Regions from separate parts of the Mus musculus genome. Here region 1 is linked to region 2. A link is a loop called in an ENCODE intact Hi-C map of the cell type or tissue named here. Cell type or tissue: heart. All regions are shown on one strand. Each heading gives the region's core, and the rest is flanking DNA. Links, peaks and the distances in the headings are about the cores only. Region 1 overlaps Mbnl2 (muscleblind like splicing factor 2). Region 2 overlaps Mbnl2 (muscleblind like splicing factor 2).

Region 1 (8,699 bases), core at 1,422-6,421, 57 kb after region 2:
GAGAACTTTTTCCTCCAGTTTCTTTTGTTCAGTGGAATGAGGAGGCAGAAGAGAGTTACAGGAAAAATACTCAAAGCTTTCTGTAACATGGAGGAGCTGAATGCCAGCAGTGATTTGCTCTGAAGGATTTCATTGAGGTGGGATAGCAAGCTCCTCAGAGGCCGTTGAGCAGCATGGCAGAAGAGATATGGTGCGTGGAGTGACTTGCAGACTGGCTTCAGGTGGGAAGTCTTCTATCTGCTCTTTATGAAGTGCTGGCAGATGGCCTGTGCCACGCCAGGCTCTTGAAAAGCACTTTGTCACGTAATCTTTATATCCAACCCTGAGATCATTCCCAATTTTAGGCGTCTGAAATCCAGAGGGGTAGAAAGCACTTTGACCCACAGAACTCCATCCCTGATACAGAATAGGCAAATACCTAACATGCCCCAGTGCAGATGGATAAAACAAGACACACTTGGGGCAGTCCTCACATAGAGCAGTCGTGGGATTTGTCTGCTTCTCCAGCCCAGACTCTGTTGGCTTCAGGGAAAGAGCAGAGAGAAAGATGCTCCAGGGAAAGACCACTGGCTGAGAGCTTCAGAGGACATTAACCAAGGGCCAGGCCGGGTCTCTTACGTGACGTGCCATCAATACGCACAACAATTCATGAAAAAGTTCCTGTTTATAAATGTTCCTTTTGGAGTCGAGCGGACATGTTCAGAAGCTGCAAACAACCACAGCTCCTAGCTGGCTGAGAAGGGATTTGAACCAGGTTCTTTAGTTCCCCAAGTCTGAAGAGCTTGGCGGCCTCTGAAGCTGTACTGCGTGGAATGTAACTCCAAGCTTGAGTCCAGAACGTGAGACCTGTAATGGTTGGTGAGCCTGGAGTGGTTGAGAGTGCTAGCGCTGAGGTGTAGAAAATTTCTACGTGTGGACAAAAATTAGCAGATTTAGGTGACAGGCAACCAGCTTCCCAAAAAAAGGGGGACCAGAAGCTGGTCAGATCAAGGTATGCCCATAAATAGAGGCCAGAAGGAACCACAGATACCAGAACAGAAAAAAAGAAGAAGATGGAGGACGGACAGTTGACATCATAGGGGAATGAAGAGGGAGCCAAGGTCAAAGACACTTAAGGTAGAGGACACATAAACAAGCCTCAGAGCAGAGGCATGTCACAGCCAGCCAGCTGCCAGCTCGTCACAGCCTGCTTAGGATGCTGCCATGATGCCTTAGATTATGTCAAACTTATTAGGAATATATTATGTTCCAGTAAATGTTGGGACCATGAAGGACAATGAAGTATGTGCTCTCCCAGGCATCTCTGCTGCGGTTACAGAATGCTCTGCCTCACGGTGTCTTATGCTAACGGGTTATTGTTTTCTAATAAAGTGTTACTGCACGTTTGCTTTATATAAACAAATAGAAAAAAAAATAATAGTTTATACTCCCACTGAACGTTATAGGGAAGCACAGGCTTCCATTTAATGAGGTTTGGAGACAACATAGCAATTTTGATATCCTGTCAAGCTTGTTAAATTGCCATTCTACCAGGATTTTACACGGAAACCGAATCGGCACATCCCAGGGTACAAATTAGGCATAATTGGATATGCACCAGCTCCTTCGGGTCACTGGGATATAATTTGACACCATAATTGAATAAATGCTACTGTTATGACCTGAAAAGCCCTCTCCCAAAACTTGCAGCCACCTCTCAGGAGGTAACGGGGAAGTTGAGGCCCTTGTTCGGCTGTTACAACAGTGTCTCTTACTAGGCCCACACTCAAAGAATCATTGGGATTTCAGAGCTGTTGATGGGTGTACTCTGTGAGATTTCAGAGCTGTTGATTGGTGTACTCTGTGAGAATTCAGAGCTGTTGATTGGTGTACTCTGAGAGAATTCAGAGCTGTTGATTGGTGTACTCTGTGAGATTTCAGAGCTGTTGATTGGTGTACTCTGTGAGATTCAGAGTGCTGATTGGTGTACTCTGTGAGAATTCAGAGCTGTTGATTGGTGTACTCTGAGAATTCAGAGCTGTTGATTGGTGTACTCTGAGAGAATTCAGAGCTGTTGATTGGTGTACTCTGTGAGAATTCAGAGCTGTTGATTGGTGTACTCTGTGAGATTCAGAGTGCTGATTGGTGTACTCTGTGAGAATTCAGAGCTGTTGATTGGTGTACTCTGAGAATTCAGAGCTGTTGATTGGTGTACTCTGAGAATTCAGAGCTGTTGATTGGTGTACTCTGAGAGAATTCAGAGCTGTTGATTGGTGTACTCTGAGAATTCAGAGCTGTTGATTGGTGTACTCTGTGAGATTTCAGAGCTGTTAATTGGTATTGAGATTTCAGAGCTGTTGATTGGTGTACTCTGTGAGAATTCAGAGCTGTTGATTGGTGTACTCTGAGATTTCAGAGCTGTTGATGGGTGTACTCTGTGAGATTTCAGAGCTGTTGATTGGTGTACTCTGAGATTTCAGAGCTGTTGATTGGTGTACTCTGAGAGAATTCAGAGCTGTTGATGGGTGTACTCCATGAGATTTCAGAGTTGTTAGTTAGCGAATCCTGTTGACTGAGCAAGAGTTTGTGTTTTTTTTTTTCAGACTTGTTAGTTTGATTGGAAAGTGGTTTAGGGGAGAAAGAATCGTCATGTGTGTGTGATTTTGTTTTGTTTGTTTTGTTTTTCGAGCCAGGGTTTCTCTGTATAGCCCTGGCTGTCATGGAACTCACTCTGTAGACCAGGCTGGCCCCGAACTCAGAAATCCACCTGCCTCTGCCTCCCAAGTGCTGGGATTAAAGGCGTGCGCCAACACTGCCCCACTGGTCTTATGTTTTATCTCCTTAAACTTCTCAGGAATTGAGCCACTCAGTGGGACTAAGCAGTGTAGCTATTCCTTCTGGCCTATGATGGCCATTTGTCAGAGTTAAAATTTATATTTAAAAAAATACCTATTTACATAAGTCATCAGTGTAGACAAATTTATTTACTTTGTTAACTTTTCATGTAACAATATTTGCTAATACTCTTTGTTTTCTGCATTCTCTGTTAGCCATCTACAAGTACAATGATCAGAGGGGTGAAGGATTTTGTAGCCTTACCAAATCTACAAAGTTTAAAACAAACAGACAAACAAAGAAACAACCTAAAGCCTTCCAAGTAGCACATGAAGAGACCAGGGGATAACCCCACACCGTGAAATTACACAAAATTACCACTATGGTCTAAAACTACCTTCAGGCTATGCATGTAGGGAACATATAAAACATAATGAATTTCATGTTTATATTTGGGTCCTAAGTCCAAATAATCTAGAGTCTAAAAATGTCTGAAATAATAAATGGTTCTGGTTCTAAGCACTTAGGTCATACTCAACCTGTGTGCTCTGACACTAGCTTTCTAAATGGTTGGTTCTGGGTCCTAAGCTTACCTTTTAACACTTTTTAAGTTATTTAGGTGTGTTTGTGTGTATGCGAGTGTGCATATACGTGTGTGTGTGTGTGTGTGTGTGTGTGTGTGTGTACATGCATGCTTGTGTGCCGTTTTTTCGTCACAGGACAATCAGTGGGAGTTAGCTGTTTCTTGGGACTGTATGTGTCCCAAGACTGAGCTCATACATCTTCCGGTACCTTCGCTGGCCTGTAGATCTTACCTTTCATGAGGTAAATGACGTTGTGACACGCTTCAGTCATAAAACTATAAGCAGTGCTTAGTGACGTCCACAGACATGATGCATCAGTGTGTGGGATCACAGTAGTGTACTCTGTGCACTGCTCCTGGGCAGGGGGCTTTGGAAGGAAATCAACTCTGCTTAATTTGGCTGCATTTGAGTCCCACATCTTCTCTGTAACCTGCATGTTGATCATCTAGCTGAGGCGCCAGGGGGAGTTCACTCTTCTGGGCTTGTTGGGCTTTCCTGCCCGCATTCTTCCTTCTCTTAGTTACCATTTCCTCTCGCTGAAAGCAAGGAAATTCTCATTACGACCTTCGCAGGACTGTCAGAAAGATAACATTCTGTTTAACTTCCTGCCTCCATTTATCAGTAGCGTTGGCTACATTCTTCGGTTGAATTTAATACCAATAGTTATAGCGTATTTCTGCATGAATTACTACTATTCTCAAATTCTGTCTCTTTTCTTATGTGTAATTAAGAAATTGCTGTAATAGGAGAATTTCCTCCGTAACTAAGTGCTGCCTAATGCTTGGGAATGAGAATGGAATCTAAGATGTACGTAAATATGAGAGAAATCAGCCAATGAACTGGTCCCCAGGGCTCAGCCAATGTGGTATTGGTATAAATCTAGACTGACTGCTTGAAAGCCGAACTCATTACTTTAAGATCCGAGTTCTCCACTTTTGGTGTATTCTTCTGGTGGTGTTCACGTGAAAAGGGCAATGCACTTGACTCGGGAGATAAGAATTTCTAATGAGAGCTGAAAGGAGGGAAGGGAAAAAGGGGTTGGAAAAAACAAACAAAAAACAAAACCCAAAACAGAACATAATGAATGGAAGAAGTGCTGCTGTCCACGTGTGTGCATGCGCACACCTGTGGATGCACCCCCGTGTGGATGCACAACCACGTGTGTGGACAGATTGAAGTAATCTGGATAGAGACGGTTAGTCCTGATGGAGCAGCCTCTGTGACTAGCCTGCATCTCTCCCTTTTTCTACTCACATACAGGAAAGGTTGAAAAATGGACATTTTTCTCTACAGTATTAAAATTCATTTTTTCCCCATCCTCCAACCTCCCCGGCCAGAAGAATCTGGTTTAATAGGAAATTTCAGATGAGAGAAGCATTCAACCTTATTTCCTACTCCACCCCAGCTCTGAGTATTGCCTTTGATCTGATCTCCTGTATGGACTTGATTGTTACTGCACGCAGGCCTCCTTTCCTGAAACCTCCATTTTCCTTGAGCTCTCTGCATTATTTAACAGTACCGAGGGCTCTGGCTTTCTTTCTGTCAAGCCTGGCGCTCTCTTCTCCCGGTACACATTCCGAAGCCTTCCAGTGTCACCTGGAACAAACTTGACAGCAGTGTTGTCTTGCCGCCACTGTAACTGGAGTGGGGTATGCCGTGCCCGATTGCGGTGATTTGTAAGGCAGGATAAGAGGCTGGTTCTGGGCCGAAGTGTGAATGCAGGGACCAAGTGCCAATTTTACTCCCTGGGAGTCTTCACTTAACTTGCACCATTTAAGGGAGGGAAAGAGGAGTAACCATTTCTAGAGAAATCTAGACGATTCCAAACCTCAGCAAAGGAAAAGAAGAAATAAAAAGCATGTCTTTGGACACTGGTCCCTTGGTACTCAGTAATGCCTGATATTGGTTGCCAAGTAACTCTAAGTTCCTGTCTAGCTGGGAATGGATTTTCCACAGGACTCTTGGGAACTTATGAAGGTGCAACCTTGTCTACATCTCGAAGTTTCTGTGAGGTCTCCCTGCGCACCCTTTAGACCCTCAATTCTCATCAGTAGAGCATCATAAGATTTTTGTGCATGCTCCAATGAGCTCCCTACTTAAATTCATAACTTTCCTAAAAGACAGCAAGAAACATAGTCTTATAGATTGTGTTTCTCAGCATCCGATGCACGATATATCTTCCACAAAAACCTATTGATTTGGGGCTGGGAAGATGTCTTAATCAGTAAAGTGCTTGCCACAAAGCACAAGCTGAGTTCAGCCTCCAGCACCCACACTAAAATGGTCGGGTATGGTAGTGTGCATTATAATCCTAGTGTCCAGCACCCACACTGAAGTGGTCAGGTATAGCAGTGTGCACTGTAATCTTAGTGCAGGCCAGCTAATCTAGCCAAACTGGTAAACTCCAGGTTCAGTGAGAGACCCTGTCTCAAAAAAAAAAAAAAAAAAGGTAGAAGGAAATTAAGGAAGATACCCTGGTGTCAATCTCTGGCCTATACTCTGTCTCTCTCTGTCTCTGTCTCTGACTCTCTGACTCTCTGTGTCTCTGTGTCTCTGTCTCTCTCTTTGTCTCCCTCTGTCTCTGTCTGTCTCTTTGTCTCTATCTGTGTCTCTCTTTGTCTCTTTGTCTGCCTCGGTCTCTCTCTCTCTCTCTCTCTCTCTCTCTCACACACACACACACACACACACACACACACACACACACACACACAGATACACAGACTGACTGCCTTATTATGTGCCCTGCCTGGTTGTCAGAGCCTTCTGCCCTTTCTCTCATTTCTCTTGCTGGACACAAGTCCAAGGACCCTTGCAAAGACATTCTCTGCCTCTCAACATTTAACTTCAATTGATTTTTTTTTTCACTCTGTGTGCCAGAGACATAAATTGATTCCAGTTGTTTAAAAGAAATGTATATTTTTCTTCTACACATTTTAAGAGGGAAAATATTTAATGTATTTTCCCTAGACTAAACCAAAACCAGACTCCTTTCCCAGAAATGTATAAATGGAAAACACAGTGGATTTCAGAAAAGTTAAGTGAGCCCGCGCTCGTGTGGCTCCAGGTGAGAGAGAAACTCTTTAGTCAGCAATTGGAGAAGAAAGAATAAATTCAAGAGCTCTCCTGTATAACTCGTGATCTAAAAAAAAAAGAAAAACGGAACGATTTTGTGTAGAAGCAGTGTAGCAAATTATATTAGTCAGTGGATATAAATTGCTTTTTAAAACAAAAGAATATTCATGACATTTTTCTGTCTAGAGACAAAATAGTTCCCTTTATCGTGGAATCATAAAATCTTGGGTCTGGAAACTTGGAGAATTAGATTATTTCCCATCCAGTGCCAAGACAGTGAGTCCTGTAGGGTGAGGGAGGATCATAATTTCAACTTCCTATTCAAAATGCCCGCAGTTCTGCGCCAGAAGCAGTGCCCAGCCCCTTAGATAACAGGCCCTGCTGTGACTCTGAGGGTGAGAGCTGTGGGGGAGGGTAAAGGAGAGGTCTGTGCCCTTCGGAATTGGGCTTCACTGTGACAAAACCCACTCTGGAGCCACAGAGCCATTGTAATAATAGGGATTATTTCCTTGGGATTTCCTCCTCTCTCTCACTAACATGTCGTACAAAGCACCACACTGGTGCTTTTGTTGCCCGAGCATTGGCCCGCTGCCATAAAAAGCCTGCTGCCCAAGTTCACGGGGACCCTGCGAGTCGACCCAGCGCTTCAGAACGTGCTGTGGGGGCCTCTGTCTTCCCATGAACACAGTACAGTGACTTACACTGGCAGTTCAAGATCAATGCTCTGCTCAGAGTTGGTTCAGGAAGTCCTACCAGCTGTCATGTAAGGGTAATTAACACATTTCTCTCAATTATGCATGCTGGTGGAAGAATTTCAAACATTTGGCCGGATAACAAGCCCATCCCCTCTATTAAGAGAAAGGTCATCCCTCTGACCGGCTGGATATTTACTTTGCTTTAGAAATGAGCTTCATGGAATTTTCTTTGGGTGGCGGGGAACAATCAGGACAAAGGGAATTTTCTAGTAAAACTGATGCTGTCACACGTTATTGAACACTGCCCAAGCCCACACATTAGGATCTTAGACCTTATATTAACCCTTGTTGGGTTTTATTGTGTTGTTAGCCTGAAGGCCATCATGACTGAAATAACCACACACAACTCTGAAATGTTACTACTGACCTCTGTTTCAGGGTATCTCTTTCTTCCCCTTTTATGTGTTCCTGAAGGGAACAGGTTACCCCTGGGGGGGGGGGGGGTGTTAGTAAATCAGGACAAAGAAGGTCCCAACACCAACAGGTCCCAGGGTCTTGGACCATATCTTCTAGCAATTGGAAACACTGAAGTCATTTGAAGACAGTGGACATGACTCTCAGTAATACTGACCAGGAAAGTGGGACAAACGCTGGTGGGGAAGACGTTGCCTCAGTCTGGGACTGGGAACAAATGGGACATGGGCCAGAGGAGGGAGGCGGAGCTTAATGCAGGCAGCAAGCTGCTGGGGTACGCTAACCGCCCAGCCGCCCGGCCGCAGTGTTTGGAATTTGAGAGTTATGCAGCTGAGGCCTGCAGGGAAGGAGAATGTGGTGGAGGATTTTGATGGTGAAGTAAAACAAAAAGCTCTCACCTTAAAGTAAAAGAAACTTTATCTGGATCCAAACCTGAGAGAGCCTGGGCTAGGACCACAGAGCTAGGTTACCGAAGGTTCCAGGTTCATGGAGTTCGATAGTAATGGAACAAGGAGAGTTAGATGAAGGGCTTTGAAAACCACACTGGTGGGCACTTCAGAGAGGCGGTTGCAGCAGCACGGGAGAATCTCTCCTGTAGGCCTCAGGCGCCATCCGAAGACATTCTTAGCTTATGGATCAGTGGGAGCTGGTGGTAAACTAATCTCATAGATTACAAGGATTTTTTAAAAATCTCTGTCACAGGATGTTAGTTCTGACACATAGGTGGGCACAGAAATGTCTTCTCAGGGGGGATTAAACAGACCTAAGATAAAATATAATTAGATGCTAGACCTGTAACATCCCACCACCCCCAACACGCTTGCTCGCACGCTCGCACGCTCGCGCGCGCGCGCACACACACACACACACACACACACACACAAACACACACACACCCATTGCAGCTCTCCCCAGGCCCAGTCGCTCAGTCTTTGCAGACACAGCCCCTTTCCCAGAATTCTTGTTTACAACAGAGATGATGATCACACCTTAAAAATAGAGCTAGGAAAGACCCTGAATGCCAAAGAGTTGAATATGGACATTAATTTGTTTGCCACAA
Region 2 (8,699 bases), core at 1,219-6,218:
GCCAGGACCAGGGGCTTGGGTGGGACTTACTGGAGGGTAAGGGAAATAGTATAGAGAGGACCTGGAGACACAAACAGACACACCAGAGACGCTCGGTGACGTGGATGGGGAGCCGGTGTCGGAGGCTGGGGTTCCAGGTGTTGTGAGAAGGGTGGGTGTAGGCTTTGTGATGTGCAGACCGTGGTGTGAATTTGGTATTTATCTGCAGAAGGCTGATATTTGAGGTGAAAACAGGAGTCTATTAAGGACACAAGGAATCTAGAAAAAAGTTGATGGCACAGCCTCAGAGAATGCATATTTAAGGGGATAGCCTAGGCTCTTTGTGGACATACACATACACAGCAGATGATGACATTTCAAAGAGTGTACCTAGGCCCAGGTGTGTGGGCCTTGTGACATCTCCCAGTACCTTGGAGTCTGTATAATAGATGATGTTTTCCACTTTACCCTACATTAAGGGCTTAGATAACCAAAGGGTTGTGAGAAATAATGGCAGATTCTGAAGTTGGAGAAAGATGGGAGCTGGGCATGTAGTCCTGGCGTGAGGGGGGTTAAAAAGGCAAGCCTGGCCTTTGGAAACACATTAGGAAGAATTGTGAGTGGAACACTGGACTACAAGTTCCTGCAAGTATGGAATGTATAACTGTTGAAAAGTGTGTGGTGTTTATGGCAATCAAAGGAGGTGCAGTGGGCAGGGGAGAGGCAACAGGGTTAAGGTGGTTGGTGGGTCTTGTGGGGGAGGTGTGCTAGGCTGACAGAGGACACTGCTGACCTTTGAGTCAGAAGCAGCTTCTGGGAATGGAGCGCCTGAAGCCACAGGGAAGAAAGAGTTTGAGAGCAGTTACAGGAAGAGGTTTGATTCTTCCATGGTGGGGAAGGTGAAAAGAGTCAGGTAAATCTAATGGCAGGTGGTAAATCGAGATCTCGGTGCTTCTCCAGGAAGTGTCCAGGGTTTTGTCGGACGTACGTTGTTCTCATTAGACTAAGTGTGTTGAGGAGAGGCCAGCGGGCTGCTCTGATCCCCATTTCTAATTGAAGGTGAGCTTTGTATCATTTACAGGCTTAGCCATGACTCAGAAACACAACTCAGAAACACGGCTGCTGTCAGCATGGTGGGGCAACATTGTCTTTCTTTTGCTATTTTCCCTTGAGTTTTGCTCATTCCCTGGGTCAGAGCATTGCTCCTTTACTTACTATAAGCTATCATGAGAGATGTGTGTGTGGACGCTGCTAAGTGTGTCCTGTAGTAATCCTCACGTATGGCACGTATAAGCTGTTGTCTGGCAACCAGTACAACCCCAACAAATATTTTCAAGATAAGATGGAATGAATGAAGTATTTTATTATCAAGGCAGGCATTTCTTTAGATGAGGATTAGCTATGAGTCAGACTCACACAAATCCGTGCCTCATCATCCGCCCAAACATAGGCAGAACTTTCCATTGCAGTGTAAACTGAATCCATTGTCACCCTGGGAGTGCAGTCCTGTGAAGCAGTCCTGTGAAGCTTTATAGTACTGAAGGGAGGCCAGCTCTGCCCTAGAATCTCCAACCAGGGATCTTATTATTTATTTATTTATTCAAACTTTACAGAGGAATGCTGGTGGATAAGGGGAGTGGTCAGAGAAAGGCTAGGGCTAAAATGCTGAGCTGGGAGTTGTCTAGAGTGTCTGACATTTTTTAGAAGCAAATTCTAGTTGCTTCATCGACACAGAAGTGACACTTTTGGTTGTGTCCCTCTGCAGAGGAACAACTCACAAAATAGATTGGCCAGTTTCTTCCCCTTTGAGAGACTAGCCACTTGAAAACCTAATCAAAGACAAGCACGCTATGGTCAAGGCCAGAGTGAGGTTTGAAGGATGTGACAAGGCCAAGTATCTATAACACACCTGCTTTACCCAACAGTGACTCCAGGAGAAGAAAGACATCGCTTTTGCCATCCCCATTGCAAAAGCTGATTGATCACAGTGCTCTCAAGACTTGGTTTTGTTGGCAGCTCAAACTCTTTGGAAGCTTGAATTAAAAAACAAACAAACAAAGAAAAACTTAAACCAAACCAACCAACCAACCAACCAACCAAACAAACAAACAAAAAAAAAAAACAAAAGGAGATTTTTTTGGCCTGTGCCCCAAAACACTAAATTGAGATATCTGGGGTGGAGCCCAGGAGTCTACATTTATTGGAAGAATCCAGAGGTTTAGACACATTCTTCACTGACCTCCTAGCTCTCGTTCCTAGAGGCTGTTCAAGCTCCACATTCAAACACTGGCCTTGTTGCAGGATGGAAGCACAACTTTAGGCAACTTTGCTAATCTATTTGAACTTCAGTTTCCCCATCTTTCAAATAGGATGGGTTATCTACTTCTCTGATGAGTAGGATTAAATGTGATCACCTACATAAAAGGCATTTAAAACCCAATTTTAAAGATCATGTACATAATAGTTAAGATATATTTTTGGGGGTGGGTATACTCCTAACAGCCCTCCAAGCAGTCTAGGATGATCAGTGATTTCAACTCAAGCATTTTTGCAAGTTCAACTCTTGTTTTCCCTCACAAAGACCCCGTTGTTCTCTCAGCAGAACGCAGAAGGCCTTACATGATGCAAAAAGAATTTTATGCTAGGCTTTGGGGTATGTTTACATTTGGTGGAAATGGTGAGCCCCTGAAACATGCTATCTCGGACTAAAGGAGTCATTGTATTTCTAACATAGTTGAAATGTGGTTGCTTTTGGAAACAGGAGGGTCTATATCTGAAGGGTTTCACAATGTGCATGTGTGAAAATGGAGCACTTGAACAGTCTCCATAGTCGGCCATTCCTTGAGCTGTTTTGGCACAGATAAAACTAATTCTGTCTCCACTCAGCCTGTTTTTAGGTTGTTTAAGCAGATGGTAAGTAGACCATGTTAGGACCCAACTCCTGAATTTAAACTTTGGAGATGAATGAATGAGTGCAGGACTTTCTCTGGAGCTAAGAAAGTCTCTGGTGGCATCTGTCAGTCAGTCATTCTGGCACTCGAGCCCTGGAGGAAGGTCAATGGCTTTGTTGTCCAGAGAGAGAATAAGCAAGGGTGCTTGTTTCCAGGTGCTTCCTGGAACCAGACCCCACTTCCTTCCTGAATGTGGTGACCTAGTTGCCTGTGTTAGAAGAAGTCACTTCCACCCCCCATCAATAGCAGAGAGACTTTTGAAAGTTAGGTGTTGGCCGGAGCTCTGGGTCATACAATTTGGACCATGCACAAAGAACGAAGTGTGGTTAGAATCCATTCGATCAACGCACAGGGCGAAACAGGAGCAGAATAGTGGAAAAGAAACTCAAAAACAGAGGGAGTGAAAACAGAAGTGTATAATACCCTGGTACCTAAAATCTTTCCAGCTTTTACTTGAGAAAGGTTTTCAAAATATGTCCCAATCAAAATATAACTAACAGTTTTCAAATACATTCTGAATCATCTTCACAAAGCCCAGTCCCTCCCTTTAGAGAATATGGATTAAAATCTGTTTGTTTCATGTCCTGTTAGCATGGAAAGGAAGCATAAGAAAATGATCGACAGCCAATCAAGAAGTCAGAAATAACACCTACGGATCAACCCACAAATGCATAAGAGCATACATACACATGCACACGTGCACACATACATACACGCACATGTGTGTGTGTGTGTGTGTGTGTGTGTGTGTGTGTGCCAAAGACGGAGAAGCCTGACTGACTCTGTGTTAATCCCGGATAGGTGAATAGAGAAGTATTCATGTAAAATAGAAGACAGGAAGGCCAAGCTAAGGTAGGCAAGTTGGGTCTGACTGCAGCTGGAGTAGGCCTTGCTTGAGTTAAGTAGTATACCTGGAATAGACAGCCGTGCCAGAGAGTTGAATACATCCTCTATCAAAGGAAACTGCTCGAACAAAAGCCAATAGGAGGAAATGAGCTCCTACTGTGTACACACATGGAGTTCCTCCAAAAGGAGATTGCCTGCCTGGTTCTGCACTCTTCTGATGCCTTCCAAAGCTGCCAAGGAAAGGCTGGACCTGTACTCACAGACCAGAGATGGTGTCTCCCCAAACCTGGGCTTAGCTGCAAGGAAATGGGTGGGATTTTGAGCCAATCCACCTACATTCCCAGACTTCCCAGAACCATCAATTACAGACTGGCTCTTGGGAATACCAGGCACAGTTACTAAGGGTTTTCCTTTGCCGTTCCCTAGGCTGTGCATGTAGTGAGGAGTGGGTACGTGGATGCAGTAGTCTGCTCTCTTTATAGACTTTGCTCATTGCTTAGCGTCCCTCAGCCATTTCCATGCCCTCTGTTCAGGAGCCAGAGCTCTCTATTGAGGATCGAAACACCAGAGATGAGGCCCTGTGATTGGCTCAGGGAGGCTTCACTTTCAGGATCTTGGCTGGGCAGTAAGGGCACTAGCACTCCTGACCTCTGTAGAAACGCTGTGTTCACCAAGAGCATGTGATTTTGTAGGGCACAGTGTGAGGCCTGGCGCTGGTCCGCAACCACAGAGACTGGCCGTTTTCAGTCCTGGAGGATACCAGGGTGTAACAGAGGTGTAGGATTGTATGTTCCAGTGAACGTAATACGTGAATTACCTCGGTCTCTGGAGCCCTAAGGGTAGGGCTTGAAGACACCACAGAGCTTTAAAAGAGCTTAGATTGAGAAGGACTTATTTTTTTTTCCTGCTTTATGTTGCCTGATTGACAGTTTGAGTACAGTTAAGCTCGGATCTGTGGGGATGCTACTATAACTGGCTTGCATGGTGGAGTCATTTTCCACTGACATCATCCTCTGAAAGCTTCTGAGAGAGGGAAAATGAAAGCAGAGGAGGAGAGGGAGGTCGAGTGCCTTCCGTGGAGAACCCGCCATTTTGCCTGTTGACTCCACCCCCACCCCCAGGTTTGGCAGAAGCTCTGTGTTACTGACCCAGTCAGGTCCCCTCCCCTGAGTTCCCCAGGGGACTGTCTGCAGCTGTGGCCCATGAAATCCACGGACACTGCGTGTAGGGGTGAAAAACTGATTCAGTCACTATTGCTTGAATGCGCCAAATTCCAGTGCAGTTGAAATCCGGTGAATTTCCGTTTGCCCTGGAGGATAGAACAGTCTTGGTCCTTATTTTCTTATAAAATTCCATTTGATGGTTCTCAGCTAACAATCGTGAGGTGGGCAGACAGCCTGTGCCAGACGCAGTTCAGGGTGCTGGGCCACAGAGATGCCCTTGCCTGGTCTCAAGGTCCATCGGCGAATCTTCCAGCTGTAAACACGTAGCAGAACAGTCAACCTCAAGGAGATGAGGGCGAGGTTAGAGGGGACAGGGACCAGGGTAGGTGGCTGTGGTTGTTCTTCTGGGCAGCAGATCATAGGGCAGGTTGCTCTTTTTGAGAAGGGAGGTTTGACGGCTCTGCTGAAGAGCAGCAAGCAAAGAAACGGGGAGAAGGATATCATGATATGAGAGTCCTTCTAATTAACAAATTCCTTCTAATTGCTTGCTTCTGGGACGTATCAAGTCTCATCAATAAACTAAAACTAACGGGCAATTGAGCATTAAGCCATAAGCTTTGCTTTCTCCCCGCTTGCTTGCTTCCCTCTTTCAAGGGAGAGCCACACGAATTAAGAGTTAAATTTGCCAGCAAATAAGGTAAGGAGAAACAAGACTGCTTTATGCGCTGTGGACAGGGCTGGGAGTGGCCATGTTTACCTCTGGGACATATCTCTGCTCTCATTACTGTTCAGCAAGACTGGGGGGAAAGAACGCAGGGAACTTGGGCCTGGATCCTTGCTTGTTCCGCACGCACTGAGTCTTCCATAGCAGGGCAAAAACTTGCAGAGCAGCCCCATCCTTCCTTCCTTCCTCGTGGCCATGCTGCGAACAGGATTTTACTCTCCCCTCAAGCTAGAAATGTCTGAGAAGGGGGGAAAACAACAAAAACATCTCACATGGCATTGAATAATGGTGGTTTCAAAACTCCTCCTCGTTTAGTCTAATTTACAGGGTGAGGTCATACGACTGCCTGGAAAATTCCAACGTGATTTTTTTTTTATATTTAGTTTATTCACATAGTGCCGGACGTCAAAAAGTTTAAAAGCCGGCTCATAAAGTATTTGCAGTTCATGTTTTCTTGCATTTTAAACACCGTGACTTTTGTAGCTGTTCTGAGTAAATGCAGGCTACGGTAAGTCTGAAAACAATGAAATGAAGGGCAGGGGACAGAAATAGATCAGAGCTTGGTAGTGGATCAAAATGAGAGGACCTGAGGGAAACTGCATCTGACAGAAAGGTGTATTCTATTTGGGGTGACTACCCTAAGCCGTTGAAGGCTGCAGGAAACTTAGAAACTTGGCTTTTTCATGTATTTGGGGTGCTTTTGTGACTTTTGTTCTGCAGTGGAGACCAGCTGATAATGTGCCTTGTTTTCAGTGGCTTTGTAATCTCAATTTTCTGCCCCTCATATAATGGCCTGTTTGTTTTTGAGGCTAGTGCACGCTGGCCAAAGAATCAGACATTTGTTTCATGGTGCTTGTTTTGAAGAAATCAGTTCTGGGTACATCTTCACACTGCTCATAAAAATAGGGGCGTTTCGGGTGACCGGTGCCGTATAGGCTGGAGGAGGGTTATGTATATAAAGTAACACATGATAAGACTTTATTTCAATCCAATTACTGGAGAACCTGAGTTATACACCATTCATAAAGATATACAGTTTTATTAATTATGGTGACATACAGCACTTTGAGCTGGCCAAGGGTATCATATCTAAGGATGACCCTTAAGAAGCTCTTACTAATGAAGAGATAAGAATGATTTATAAGTGGTGTTAAGATATTTATACCTAATGAATGCTAATGAGATGGCTGGGAAGTTTAGTCATGTGAGTAGGGTAAATATTCACATGAGAATTATGCCTCCTTGACTTCATTTATTCACCAGGCAAGCTCCTTATATGTTTTAATTTCATAAGTGTTCAGAGGTAAACTTTGACCGAGTCTGGGGGCAGTTTCAACTCACATGGGAATTCTGATCACTTTCTGATGGCTGTCTGCCTGGAAATTTGTTGTGAGATGTTCTTTGATGCCAAGCCTAAGTTTGAAGGGGTAAAGAAGCTGGGATCACTTAGTGATGCCTGCCGGGAGGACCAGGTGGCATTCGTTCGTTTACTAACCTTGGCAATGGGTCATCTAAGCCGTTTTCAGGAATCATCTTCATTACCTGTGGAGTGGTAATGACTTATCTGTTATTGTTAACACTGTCTCTGGATGCTTTCAAGACCCAACAGATAGCGATATTTTTTTCTACAGGAGTGGTAGCTATTTAAGTATCTTAATTTACGTCTTCCTTGGAGAAGAACATTTGAGCTGAGTTTAGCTACATAGAATACATTTCTATTTTTACTTCCTCTTAGGAACAAAAATATTTTATAATTCTCTTTTGACTGTGTCTTGTTCTTTGTTTTCTTGTTTGTTTGTTTGTTTGTTTGTTTTAAGGTAGGACAGGACTGTGACTCTAAGATGGGTCCTGTGACATTGTGTTTTAGTGTGTCACATTAGATTCAAGTGTAATTATTATCTTAGTTTTTGAGGTAAAGTGAGGAAGCACTTATTTCCCTCCACTGAAATAAATTTGGAGATCAGACCAAGACCACAGAGTACCATCACCTTCTTTCATCTTGAAGCTAAACAATAGATAACATGTAAGACCAAAACATATGGGACTACCCTTAAAGTGTCTGCTATGGTCTAGGACATCAACGCTTACTTTCAAAAACATTTTTTTAAAAAAGTATAATGCTGTCAGGGACCCAAGAGATGGATATTATTGTCCTAGTAGATGGACCTGAAAAACAAGGTTTCTGAAGCCTGACTATTCACCCATTGTGAACTGATATTAGAACCAATCTAATGGAAGTCTTAGGTTTAAGTAGATGTCATCTGTCTCAACTATTAACAGGACTCTGGCAGTGGGTATTTTCTGCACCGAGTAAAAAGTACTCCAGGGAGCTCAACAGTGTGAGATGTTAGCTACTGCACACGTTCTCTCTCTCTCTCTCTGTCTCTCTCTCTCTCTCTTTCTCTCTCTCTTTCCTCCCTCCCTCCCTCCCTCCCTCCTTTTTATTAATTTCTCTTGCTGAATTTTTGACCCTGTGCAGAGAAAGACCCACTGTGCAGACACTTGAAGACAGGCCCAAATGTCATTTTCCTTCCTGCTGAAGGACACAGACCTTGGCTTTATGAGCTGCTAACAGTCTGTTTTTAGCACAGAGCCAGGAGATTGTCCTAATACACTTAGTGCTGTTCCAAAAATAGCACGGGGGTGGGTGGATCATAAATCTGAATCACTTATAGGGTCACAGTGGGACCCACCAGTGCTGGTAATCTTGGGGAGAGAGTGTTGTGGAACCTCAAGAATTAAGCTAGCAGTTGGAATTCTTTGCGACTGTGTCACAGTCCATCTGTTGAATGCCTATTGCCTGTCTGTGGAATTTAAGCAGATAGGCATGCTAGAGGCTTCCTTATTCGCTGGGTAAAACTCTCTGTAAACATTAGCAGATAATATCCATGGTAATAATTATATGAAAAAAAAATCTATGTAACTGTGTGAAGAGAGCCCCAGGATACCCAGTGTGCTTCTCTGAAACGACCGTGCTTGTTCCTTTCTGTTTAAGACTTCATAGAGGGATAAGCATCTAGATTCATGTTGTCTTCA

Evidence for each region. Peaks named below come from ENCODE experiments on the same cell type or tissue, not always from the same donor. Only the 100,000 strongest peaks of a DNase experiment are listed, where the experiment ranks them.
Region 1: it touches region 2 in a loop (2.4-fold over the local background); 3 of 42 quality-filtered maps call a loop at or near these places.

Annotation. Positions count from the first base shown.
Region 1 is chr14:120,348,389-120,357,087 of GRCm38, forward strand. The region is part of intron 2 of Mbnl2 (muscleblind like splicing factor 2); the gene reads left to right. Among named protein-coding and RNA genes, the nearest start is that of Gm52122, 32 kb to the left of the region's middle. In heart, for the core only: a CTCF peak has its summit at 3,869; a DNase peak (open chromatin) is centred at 5,013; H3K27ac peaks cover 3,049 bases.
Region 2 is chr14:120,291,569-120,300,267 of GRCm38, forward strand. All of the region lies in intron 1 of Mbnl2 (muscleblind like splicing factor 2), which reads left to right. All of the region lies in intron 2 of Gm52122 (a long non-coding RNA gene), which reads right to left. Among named protein-coding and RNA genes, the nearest start is that of Mbnl2, 20 kb to the left of the region's middle. In heart, for the core only: no CTCF peak of the experiment used is centred there; DNase peaks (open chromatin) are centred at 3,113, 4,013, 4,513, 4,933 and 1 weaker place; H3K4me3 peaks cover 777 bases; H3K27ac peaks cover 4,076 bases.